2 separate regions of the Homo sapiens genome follow, and region 2 is linked to region 1. A link is a loop called in an ENCODE intact Hi-C map of the cell type or tissue named here. Cell type or tissue: heart left ventricle. All regions are shown on one strand. Each heading gives the region's core, and the rest is flanking DNA. Links, peaks and the distances in the headings are about the cores only. Region 1 holds the start of CFLAR-AS1 (CFLAR antisense RNA 1). Region 2 overlaps NDUFB3 (NADH:ubiquinone oxidoreductase subunit B3).

Region 1 (5,168 bases), core at 377-2,876:
CTTCACTAGACTCTGGGCCAGAACAGCCCAGCTAAGCTGCTCCTAAATTCCTCACCCACAGGTGAGGATATAATTAAATTAGTAACTGTGAAGATATAATTAAATTAGTACTGTTGTTTTTAGCCACTAAATTTTGGAGTGATTTGTATACATTTTTAGGTAAATAATTCACCAGGTAAGTCCTTTGACCTTTCCTATCGGTAAAAGGAAAAGGCTTCTTACTTTTCTCCTTTGCTTGGCCCACAACTAAGGATTAAACAATGAATTATTGGCTGGGCGCAGTGGCTCACCTGTAATCCCAGCACTTTGGGAGGCTGAGGCGGGCAGATTACCTGAGGTCAGGAGTTCAAGACCAGCCTAGCCAACATGGCGAAACCCTGTCTCTACTAAAAATACAAAAATTAGTCAGGTGTAGTGGCACGCACCTGTAGTCCCAGCTACTCAGGAGGCTGAGGCAGGAGAATCGCTTGAACCCAGGAGGTGGAGGTTGCAGTGAGCCAACATTGTGACACTGCACTCCAGCCTGGGCAACAGAGTGAGACTCTGTCTCAAAAAAAAAAATTAATTATTATATCATGTAAGAATGAAGAGCTACAAAGGAGGTGCTGATATTCCTAAGTCTATAATCAATAAGCATCATTAACAAGGAAATAGGAGACATGATTCACAGGTTGCAAATAACCCATTAAATAGTGAGGGCAACCAGCCCCAGTGGCTCACATCTGTAATCCTAGCACTTTGGGAGGCCGAGACGGGCAGATCACCTGAGGTCAGGAGTTCGAGACCAGTCTGGCCAATATGGTGAAACCCCGTCTCTACTAAAAATACAAAAATTAGCCAGGCGTGGTGGTGCTCACCTGTAATCCCAGCTACTAGGGAGGCTGAGACAGGAGAATTGCTTGAACCCGGGAGGCAGAGGTTGCAGTGAGCCAAGATTGCGCCACTGCACTCCAGCCTGGGCAACAGAGCAGAACTCCGTCTCAAATTCAAATAATAATAATAATAATAATAATAATAATAATAATGATGAGGGCAAATGCCGTTACAGGATCTCTGGGTAGCTGTTATCAGGACTGTAATTTTGCACAGCCTTTTTGAAGAGCAATTTGGGAGTATCATTAAATTTTAAATGTGTATACCCTTTATAAAAAAAAGAAAACTCTGTGTGGTAGAAGAGGCCTGGACGCACTGTCCCCTAGCCATCTCCTCTGAGGGTGCAGGCTTGTTTCGATACCCAGTGCTGAATCCAGGCTGAACAAGGAGAGAACCTGGACTAGGACTCCAGTTCCATCACTGCTATTCTATTCCAAAGGACTCACACGTCTCTAATCATGGAGTATTTGCTCCTCCAGGGGGCAGAAGCAAACAGGGAAACACCAGACTCAAAGCTCTTTTGTGTACTTATCTCAAGATTGGTTCACTTCCCTCAAAACCTCTCTTCACTGATAAATGTCCTTCCTTATCAAACAAAGTCCTTGAAAGAAAACTTCACCACATTCTCCCTGCCCATGCTGATATGTAAGGCTTGGACAGAACAAATGCTGTACTGTGCCTTCCAGCTCTTTCCTTTATTTGTGCTCCCTGGAGGTTCTGGCTGGGGAAGCCCCTGTCACATGACTGTGAGCAGACAGCTGTGTGGTGCAGGGCAAAAGAGGAACCAGCCTTGGAATCACAAGATGTGGGTTTAAGTCCTAGTTCCTCCATCTCCTCCTACTAGGGTCTGAATCTTGCATGGTCTTGGAAGAGACTGAGCTATAACAGCAGAGAAGCTAGGAAGGAAATGGGAATCTGAGGTCTGGGGCAGAAAATCCTTACCTAAAAGAACAGAAGAAAAATGGCTAAAGCTGGAGGTGAAGCCAAAAACCATGCAGGTCCCAAGTGCCAATAAGAATAGCAGGTCTGAGCCTCAGACAAGACACAGCATTGCTTAAATATCCTGTGGCAAGGGAGTCACTCCACAGGCCCAGCCTGAAGACATTACCGCTGACATTTCCCATTAACGTCACAATTTTCCTCTATGAGGTGGTGAGGTGGAGTGGGAAGGGCTGTTAGCTGGCACTTGCAACTTTATTGCGCCAGCAAGAACATGCATACAGCCCAGTCTAACGTACAGGATCAAAAAGGTAATGACAGTGTGACTTTGAGTCAGTTTGAGTCAGCCCCAGTTTATTCATCTATAAAACAAGATTAAAACTAATGCTTGGCCAGGTGCAGTGGCTCACACCTACAATCCCAGCACTTTGGGAGGCTGAGGTGGGAGGATGGCTTGAGCTCAGGAGTTTGAGACCACCCTGGGCATCACAGGGAACCCCGTCTCTACAAAAAATAAAAAAACTAGCCAGGCATGGTAGTACAAGCCTGTAGTCATCACAGCTACTCAGGAGGCTGAGGCAGGAGGATCTCTTGAGCAGGAGGTTCTTCAAAAGGTGACTGTGAGGGCAGGGTACAGTGGCTCATACCTGTAATCCCAGCACTTTGGGAGGCCAAGGCGGGTGGATTGCTTGAGCTGCAGAGTTTGAGACCAGCCTGGGCAACATGGCGAAACCCCATCTCTACCAAAAATACAAAAATTGGCTGGGCATGGTGGCACGCATCTGTGGTCCCAGCTACTTGGGAGGCTAAGGAAGGAGGATCACTCGAGCCCAGGAAGTGGAGGAGCCAAGATCGCTCCACTGCACTCCAGCCTGGGTGAAAGAGTGAGACTCTGTCTCAGAAAAAAGGTGACCGTGAGGATCCAATGAGATTTCTGTAAAGATGCTTTGCAAACTGTGTTTATTCAAATATAAGATATTGACTTTAAAGGAAATAAAGGCAGCCATTTCAAAGTACAAATCACCAACCTTATGGTGTTGCACATCTCTCATGGAATCTCTCTCTTAGGACCTGGAGGGAGGTCTCTATATTCTAAACTAAAATGGGCTCAGAGCAGACAGAGTCCATATCCTATGTAGGTAGGACAGTAACTGTTTTGTCCTTGCACATAAATAGAGGAAGAAAAACTTGGGGGCTGGGTTTGGAAAATAAAATTTCAACAAACTACAGAAGACCCACTTCTCCTTCTAGAACCCACCCTGGAAATCCCACACTCAACCCAGTCTGATCTCCGTAAATTTCAACTGTTCTTTAGAACTTCTGGAAATGATGTGGGGGGGTGGGGAGGGGAAGGGCAGGGGTTCTTCTGGCCTTGCAGTTAGTACAGGGCTGTTCATTCAAGGCTAGGGTCAGCACTACTCACAGGTTTGAGGACTTCACAGATAAACCAAAAAAACCAAAATACAGTAAAATGTCATGACTTCATTAATTTAGAATTTGTTTTGATCTAAATGAGGATACATTTATCTTGACAATTTCTATGAAAAGGGCTTCATTAAATAAATGTATAAAATAAACAAGAATGAGGGAATGCTTCACCAGTTAATTTACAATCACATATTGAGTACCTTTAATAAGCCCAGTGTTAACTGCTATAGAGCACATGGGTAAAACATAAGATGGGCAAAACATTCTTAGTGAAAAAGGGAGTTCTGAGGTCAAACGTGTTTGGGAAATGCAAGGTGGACAAGGCTAAAATAGGTTTCTTCGCAGGAAGAATTCTCAGAGCCTTTAATAGGTCAATATGCATTGCAAATCTCTGAGGGGGAAGAGATTAGGCAGCGCTTCTCAAATTTACTTGACCGGAAAACTCTTGTTTTACAAAGTTCCCCTTATTGCCTACAGAAACACTTGGACAAGAGAATACATATCAAATATATGATGTACTTCAATCAAAGAGCTTATAATCTTGTTGGGGAAGCAAAGCTTATAAATACGCATAAAACAAAGATTACGTGGTGGCTCATGGCCATAATCCCAGTGCTTTGGGAGGCCAAGGCAGGAAGATCACTTGAAGCCAGGAGTTCAAGACCGCCCTGGGAAATACAGCAAAAGACCCTGTCTCTATAAAAAACAAAGTTAGCCAGACATGATAGCATGTGCCTGTAGTCCCAGCCACTCAGGAGGCTGAAGTGGGAGGATTGCTTCAGCCCAGAAGTTTGAGACCAGCCTGGGCAACATAGTGAGACCCTGTCTCTACAGAATATTTTAAAAATTAGATGGATGTGGTGGCGCCTGTGTGTAGTTCCAGCTACTTGGGAGGGTGAGGTGAGAGGATTGCTTGAGCCCGGGAGGTGAAGGCTGCAGTGAGCCATGATTGTACCCCTGTGCTCCATTCTGGGTGATAGAGCAAGACCCTGTCTCAAAAAAGAAAAGGAAAGTACAGAAAAATGTTCAAGCTTTTCAGAAAGAGCAGGATAGAAAAAAAAAATACTTCCTCTTGGCCAGGTGCGATGGCTCATCCCCGTGATCCCAGCACTTTGGGAGGCCGAGGCGGGCGGATCACCTGAGGTCAGGAGTTCAAGACTAGCCTGGCCAACATGGTGAAACCCCATCTCTACAAAAATACAAAAATTAGCCGGGCATGATGGCGGGTGCCTGTAATCCCAGCTACTCAGGAGGCTGAGGCGGAGAATCGCTTGAACCCGGGAGACAGAGGTTGCAGTGAGCCAAGATAACGCCATTGCACTCCAGTAGCCTGGGTGACAGAGCGAGACTCTGTCTCAAAAAAAAAAAAAACTTCCTCTTAAAATCTGCAAACATCGTCTTTTATTTTTATTCAAGGGCCTTAAAAACAACCAGAGCTTTAGGCCAAGCCGTAAAGCCCATCTGTCAGAGATGTGAGACGCTTGCTTCTATATTCCTAACAAGATAAAAGTCCAGTGCTTAAAGATGACCCACCAGGGCCTAGCACAGGTCCAGCTTTGCTGTCACTGACACAGATGACACAACACCAAAGACTTATTTTTCAATTCTACCAAACTGAGATAATTAGTTCCCAAATCCCTGAGCATTTACTTCTGCCTCAAGAAGAGGTTACTGAACTCCATAAGAATTCTTCTCAAGAAAGAACTACCAAAGAATAACCTTATTTCATGCACAACACAGCTCTGAGATCAGACTCCACCTCATTGCCTTAATATTTGCTTCACACAGGGCCAAGCATGGTGCTTTGCACATAGTAGGCCCTCAACGAACATTTACTGGACAAACAAAGAAATAAAGCTTTAAATACTTGGGGGACTTGCATGCTTTTTGGATAAAAGTCTGGTTTTTTGAGGAGAGAAGGGAAGATA
Region 2 (7,184 bases), core at 2,303-4,802, 73 kb after region 1:
GTATAATTTTTGTATTCTTTGTAGAGACGGGTTTTTGCCATGTTGTCCGGTCTGGTTTTGAATTCCTGAGCTCAAGTAATCCGCCCACCTGGGCCTCCCAAAGTGCTGGGATTACAGGCCTGAGCCACTGTGCCCAGCCATCTCTTTTAATTGAAATGTTTTAGAGTGGGCTGGGTGCGGTGGCTCACGCCTGTAATCCAGCACTTTGGGAGGCCGAGGTGGGTGGATCATCTGAGGTCAGGAGTTTGAGACCAGCCTGGCCAACAGGGTGAAACCCCGTCTCTACTAAAAATATAAAAATTAGCTGGGCAGGTGGCGAGTGCCTGTAATCACAGCTACTCAGGAGGCTGAAACAGAAGAATTGCTTGAACTCGGGAGGTGGAGGTTGCAGTGAGCTGAGATCTAACCACTGCACTCCAGCCTGGGCGACAGAGCAAGACTCCGTCTCAAAAAAAAAAAAAAAAAAAAAAGAAATGTTTCAGAGTTTAAACTTTAGGCAATTTACATTTAATATAATTATCAATATAGTTAAGTTAAATCTATCATCTTGCTATTTCTATTTGTCCCATTGATCTTTTTCCTTTTAAACTCTTTCCTTTTGCTTCTGGTATCCTGCTGGAAGATAGAGACTGTAAATTCCAAAAACAAAAACAAGACAGGTGGGGCGTGGTGGCTCATACCTGTAATCCCAGCACTTTGAGAGGCTGAGACAGGTGGATCACTTGAGCTCAGGAGTTTGAGACAGCCTGGGCAACATGGTGAAATCCAGTTTTTACCACAAACACAAAAAATTAGCTGGCTGTGGTGGCACTCGCCTGTAGTCCCAGCTACTTGAGAGGCTGAGGTGGGAAGATTGCTTGAGCCTGGGAGGCGGAGGTTGCGGTGAGCTGCGATCGGGCTACTGCATTCCATCCTGGGCAACAGAGTGAGACCCTATCTCAACAAACAAACAAAACACAGAGAAGAAAGTATGTATTAAATTTTTATCTAAATTAAAAAATAAACGCTTTCCTTTTTTTGCATGGAGTCTTTTTTATGTTTCATATTACCATATTCTATTTACCACTATCAGTTTATTAGAAATTCATCTCACTTTAGCATTGCTTTACATTTAAAAACAGAAATTTATGAAGAAAAAGTCACCTTGGGTGCGGTGGCTCACACCTGTAATCCCAGCACTTTGGGAGGCCAAGGCAGGTGGATCACATGAGATCAGGAGTTCAAGACTAGCCTGGCCAACATGACAAAACCTGTTTCTACTAAAAATACAAAAATTTGCTGGGCGTGGTGGTGGGTGCCTGAAATCCCAGCTACCTGGCAGGCTGAGGCAGGAGAATCGCTTGAACCCAGGAGTTAGAGGTTGCAGTGAGCTGAGATTGTGCCACTGCCCACCCCTCTAGGCTGGGAGAAAGACTCATTCTCAAACCAAAAAAAAAAAAAAAGAAAAGAAAAAAATTCACATTGGGATTTTCTCTGTTTCATTATTTAAACAAAATTATCACCCCTCCTCAATAAGTGTTACATCTATTTTTTTTGTTTGTTTTTTCGGAGACAGAGTCGTGCTCTGTCACCCAGGCTGGAGTGCAGTAGCGTGATCTTGGCTCACTGGAACCTCTGCCTACTGGGATCAAGTGATTCTCCTGCCTCAGCCTCCCAAGTACTTGGGATTACAGGTGCCCGCCACCACGTCTGGCTAATTTTTGTTTTTTTAGTAGAGTTGGCGTTTCACCATGTTGGCCAGGCTGGTCTGCAACTCCTGAGCTCAAGTGATCTGCCCACCTCAGCCTCCCAAAGTGTTGGGATTACAGGCATGGAGAATGTCTAGTTTATTGTTAGAAATACAGAAAAAGGTCAGGCGCGGTGGGTCATGCCTGTAATCCCAGCACTTTGGGAGGCTGAGGCAAGTAGATCATTTGAGCCCAGGAGTTTGAGACCAGCTTGGGCAACAAGGCGAAACCCCACCTCTACTAAAAATACAAAAAGATAGCCTGGTATGGTGGAAGGATCCCTTGAGCCCAGGGAGGCTGAGGTTGCAGTGAGCCAAGATCACTCTCCCACTGCACTCCAGTCTGGGTGACAGAGCAAAACCCTATCTCAAAAAACAAAAAAAAGAAGAAAAAAATGTAAGGTTTTTCATGACATAAGAACAATGAGGACTAAGGACTAAGAGGACTAAGCAAGAGTAGAAAATACCACAAAATACCACAATTAAGAAAAATGAACATGATACATGGATGTGTCAGCCAGAAAAGGGCAGTAGAATCTGGGTTCCTCTAAACCATCTGAAGAGGATGATAAAAGCAGCAAGGCCAGCCAGGCGCGGTGGCTCACGCCTGTAATCCCAACACTTTGGGAGGCTGAGGCGGGTGGATCACAAGGTCAGGAGATCGAGACCATCCTGACTAACACGGTGAAACCCTGTCTCTACTGAAAATACAAAAACAAAATTAGCTGGGCATGGTGGCGGGCGCCTGTAGTCCCAGCTACTTGAGAGGCTGAGGCAGAAGAATGGTGTGAACCCGGGAGGCAGAGCTTGCAGTGAGCCGAGATCACGCCACTGTACTCCAGCCTGGGTGACAGAGCGAGACTCCATCTCAAAAAAAAAACAGCAAGGCCAACTCCCATTTAAATACTTGTTAGTGCCAGCTAGGTCAGGACTAGTTAAAAAAAAAAAAAGAAAAAGATTAAAAAAAAACTTCTTAGAACATGCCCATTTGCTCAGCCAAATATATGATGCCTGCCTGCTATATGCAGAACGCACTACTGCTGTTCTCCAACCCCCTATGTATTCTAAACCAAATCTGATATGGCTTGAGACACTTTTTTTTTTTTAAGAATGACAAAAGCAGATTGGCATATATATATATTTTAATTGATTAAATCTTACTAATATTCTGTAAGGGATAAACCAGACAAGTAGGCTACAGAGAAGAAATCTTATTTTGGAGAGTTAAGAAACCACTATGATGCTTCCAGGTATTATCTTCAGTGATGCTTCTTATCTTTATTCAGGGACTCCAGGTAATATTCAGCTCCTACAGCTACCACAAATGCAGCAAATCCCCATTTGAATCCTTTAAAGAATACATCAGAAAAGGAAACACTCTTTGCAAAGCCACCCATGTATCTCCAAGCTTCATTGCTAGAAAAAAAAAAAGAAAAAATTATAATCATACACAACGTGTGTGTATATACGTTGAAGACATTTAATTTTCATCTTTCTAATTGACTTAAATGCTACCCTACAGAAGATCATTTAAGTGAATCGCAATAGGAATCTTTCTGTGGCATAGGATAATTAAGTATATGCCCAAGTTTCACATATAAAATAGAAGAATAAACACTTGATGGTTTCACATTTAATAGTCATATGCCTCAGGATTTTACAGAACCCTCAAATGCAAGACTCACGTCAGCTTATCTGTCACAGGTCAGATGGGCTCTGCCCACACTAGTCATTACAACATCACGGAAAGATGAAGTTAGAGACTTGGTATTAATCTTTGGTATGCCACTTATATTAGATTCACAATCTTGTAGGCTGGGCAAGATGCTTAGCCTGTCATGGTCTGCTTCCTGTTCTATTCAATGATGATTATTATCTACTTTATAATATCATAAAGACTAAACAGGCTCATGCATGATATATTTTGGCAGAGGAGTATGGAGTATGTAACACTTGACATTACTGTTACTATTCAAAAGGATCTCTGCTTCTCCCTACCATAGCAGCCTGAATTTTGGAAGATTGATACCCTGCTCTGGTCTGATAAGGACAAGCCAATGAAAAAATCATGTTATGAAAAACAAAAACTATTTAACTCTAGAAATATGACTTAGGAAATACGAGAGCTAATTAAATCTAATTGGGATACCAAAACCAGACAAAGATGTTAGAAGAAAAGCAGCTACAGAATACTATCCCTCATGAACATAGATGCAAATATTCTTTTTTTGGCGGGGGCGGATGGAGTCTTGCTCTGTCACTGAGGCTAGAGAGCAGTGGCACAATCTCAGCTCACTGCAACCTCCACCTTCTGGATTCAAGTGATTCTTCCACCTCAGCCTCCCAAGTAGCTGGGATTACAGGCACACACCACCATGCCCGCTAATTTTTGTTTGTTTGTTTGTTTATTTATTTATGACAGAGTCTCAATCTGTTGCCCAGGCTGGAGTGCAGTGGTGTGATCTCAGCTTACTGCAACCTCTGCCTCCCAGGTTCAAGCAATTCTCTGCCTCAGCCTCCTGAGTAGCTGGGATTATAGGTGCCCGCCACCATGTCTGACTAATTTTTGTATTTTTTTTTTTTTTGAGATGGAGTCTCGCACTGTCGCCTGGGCTGGAGTGCGATGGTACGATCTTGGCTAACTGAAACCTTCACTTCCTGGGTTCACGGGATTCTCCTGCCTCAGCCTCCCCAGTAGCTGGGATTATAGGCGCACACCACCACATCCAGCTAATTTTTTGTATTTTTAGTAGAGACGGGGTTTCACTATGTTGGCCACACTGGTCTCGAACTTCTGACCTTGTGATTCACCCACCTCGGCCTCCCAAAGTGCTGGGATTACAGGCATGAGCCACCGCGCCCGGCCAATTTTTGTAATTTTAGTAGAGACAGGGTTTTGCCATGTTGGCCAGGCTGGTCTCAAACTTCCAGCCTTAAGTGATCCGCCTGCCTTGGCTTCCCAAAGTGCTGGGATTACAGGCATTAGCCACCACACCTGGTGCAAATATTCTTAACAAAATTTTAGAAAACTGAATCCGACAGCATATAAAAATGGTAATACATCATAATGAAGTAGGGTTCACTCCAGGAATGCAAGATTTGTTTATATTTGAAAATTAATAGAAGTAACTCGCCATATTAACAGAATAAAAAGGAAAAACTATGAACATCTCAATAGATGCAGAAAAAGCATTTAACAAAATCCAATATCCATTAATGGTAATAACAGGATGGGCACGGTGGCTCAGGCCTGTAATCCCAGCACTTTGGGAGGTCGAGGCGTGTGGATCACCTGAGGTCGGGAGCTTGAGACCAGCCTGGCCAACGTTTTAGTCTCTACTAAAAAAACAAAATTAGCCGGGTGTGGTGGCACATGCCTGTAATCCCAGCTATTCGGGAGGCAGAGGCAGGAGAATCGCTTGAACCTGGTAGGCAGAGGTTGCGGTGAGCCAAGATCTCGCCATTGCACTCCAGCCTGGGCAACAAGAGCAAAACTCTGTCTCAAAAAAAAAAAAAAAAAAAAGAAATAATAAACAATGAAACACTTAGTAATCTAGAAATAGAGAGAAATTCCTCATCTTGATAAAAGGCACCTAGGAGATCACTGTAAGAAACATCATACTAAGTGGTGACCCACCAAATGTTTTCTCCCAGTTGGGAATAAGGCAAGGACGTCCACCACTTTCATTCAACATTATAGTAGTGGTGTTAGCCAGTACAAAAATGCAAGAAAAAGAAATAAAAAGTTTACAGATTGAAAAGGAAGAAGTAACAATGTATTTGTAGACAGAATGATTGTTTATGAAGAACATTCTAAGAAATCTGTAAAAAAAATCTACTTGAACTAAAAAGTGAATTTAGCGGCCGGGCGCGGTGGCTCACGCCTGTAATCCCAGCACTTTGGGAGGCCGAGGCGGGTGGATCATGAGGTCAGGAGATCGAGACCATCCTGGCTAACAAGGTGAAACCCCGTCTCTACTAAAAATACAAAAAATTAGCCGGGCGCGGTGGCGGGCGCCTGTAGTCCCAGCTACTCGGGAGGCTGAGGCAGGAGAATGGCGTGAACCCGGGAAGCGGAGCTTGCAGTGAGCCGAGATTGCGCCACTGCAGTCCGCAGTCCGGCCTGGGCGACAGAGTGAGACTCCGTCTCAAAAAAAAAAAAAAAAAAAAAAAAAGTGAATTTAGCAAGGTAACAAGATATAAACTCAACATATAAAAGTCAACTGTGTTTACAAGTATTAGCAATGAACAACTGGAAGTTGAGATTTTAAAATACTATTTACAATAGCATCAAAAATTAAAATAATTCAAGCTGGGTGCTGTAGCTCAGATCTGTAATTCCAGCACTCTGAGAGGCTGAGGTGGTCAAATCACATGAGCTCAGGATTTTGAGACCAGCCTGGGCAACACAGGAAAACCTCGTCTCAACAAAAAATACAAAAATTAGCTGGGCATGGCGGCATGCACCTGTAGTCCCAGCTACTCGGGAGGCTGAGGTGGGAGGATGATTTCAGCCCACGAGGTAGAGGCTGCAATGAGCCAAAACGGCATCATTGCACTCCATCCTGGGCGACGGAGACTCCATCTCCCAAAACAAACAAACAAACAAACAAACAAACAACGCCAGGCCTGATGGCTCAAACCTGTAATCCTAGCACTTTGGGGGGCTGAGGCGAGCGGATCACTTGAGGTCATGAGTTCAAGACCAGCCTGGCCAACATGGTGAAACCCCATCTCTACCAAAAAAATACAAAAATTAGGCCTGGCGCGGTGGCTCATGCCTGTAATCCCAGCGCTTTGGGAAGCTGAGGTGGGTGGATCATGAGGTCAGGATATCGAGACCATTCTGGCTAACACAGTGAAACCCCATCTCTACTAAAAAATACAAAAAATTAGCCGGGCATAGTGGTGGGCGCCTGTAGTCCCAGCTACTCGGGAGGCTGAGGCAGGAGAATGGTGTGAACCCAGGAGGCGGAGCTTGCAGTGAGCGGAGATCGTGCCACTGCACTCCAGCCTGTGTGACAGAGCGAGACTCCATTTCAAAAAAAAAAAAAAAAAATTAGCTGGGCGTGGTGGTGCACGTCTGTAATCCCAGCTACTCAGGAGGCTGAGGCAGGAGAATTGCTTAAACCCAGGAGGCAGAGGTTGCAGTAAGCCAAGATTGTGCCACTGCACTCCAGCCTGGGTGACACAGTGAGACTCTGTCTCCCAGAAAAATAAAATAAAATAAAATAAATAATTAATTCAGTATAAATTTAATAAAATATGTGCAAGACCTGTACGTAAAGCAATAAAATACTGCTGATAAAATGAACAAGACCTAAATTGCCCATTGACTAGAAGACTTAATATTGTTAAGACATCACTTATCCCTAAATTTTTTGTTTTCTTTAAGATGGAAGCTTACTCTGTTGCCCAGGCTGGAGTGCAGTGGCACGATCTTGGTTCATTGCAACCT

The links. A loop is a pair of places that touch in the nucleus more often than their neighbours do. Peaks named below come from ENCODE experiments on the same cell type or tissue, not always from the same donor. Only the 100,000 strongest peaks of a DNase experiment are listed, where the experiment ranks them.
Region 2: a loop joins it to region 1, with 2.3 times the contacts of the local background. A loop is called at or near these places in 60 of 110 quality-filtered maps.

Annotation. Positions count from the first base shown.
Region 1 is chr2:201,154,710-201,159,877 of GRCh38, reverse strand. The region is part of intron 8 of CFLAR (CASP8 and FADD like apoptosis regulator); the gene reads right to left. It overlaps CFLAR-AS1 (CFLAR antisense RNA 1), which reads left to right and starts at 2,086. Exons shown (of 7, transcript NR_040030.1): 1 at 2,086-2,123. RefSeq lists enhancers at 1,358-1,687, 1,708-1,787. In heart left ventricle, for the core only: a CTCF peak has its summit at 1,351 (motif pointing right); a DNase peak (open chromatin) is centred at 1,610; H3K27ac peaks cover 1,974 bases.
Region 2 is chr2:201,081,417-201,088,600 of GRCh38, reverse strand. NDUFB3 (NADH:ubiquinone oxidoreductase subunit B3) reads right to left here. Exons shown (of 3, transcript NM_002491.3): 3 at 2,851-3,142. The coding sequence ends at 2,986. Among named protein-coding and RNA genes, the nearest start is that of NDUFB3, 13 kb to the right of the region's middle. In heart left ventricle, for the core only: no CTCF peak of the experiment used is centred there; no DNase peak of the experiment used is centred there.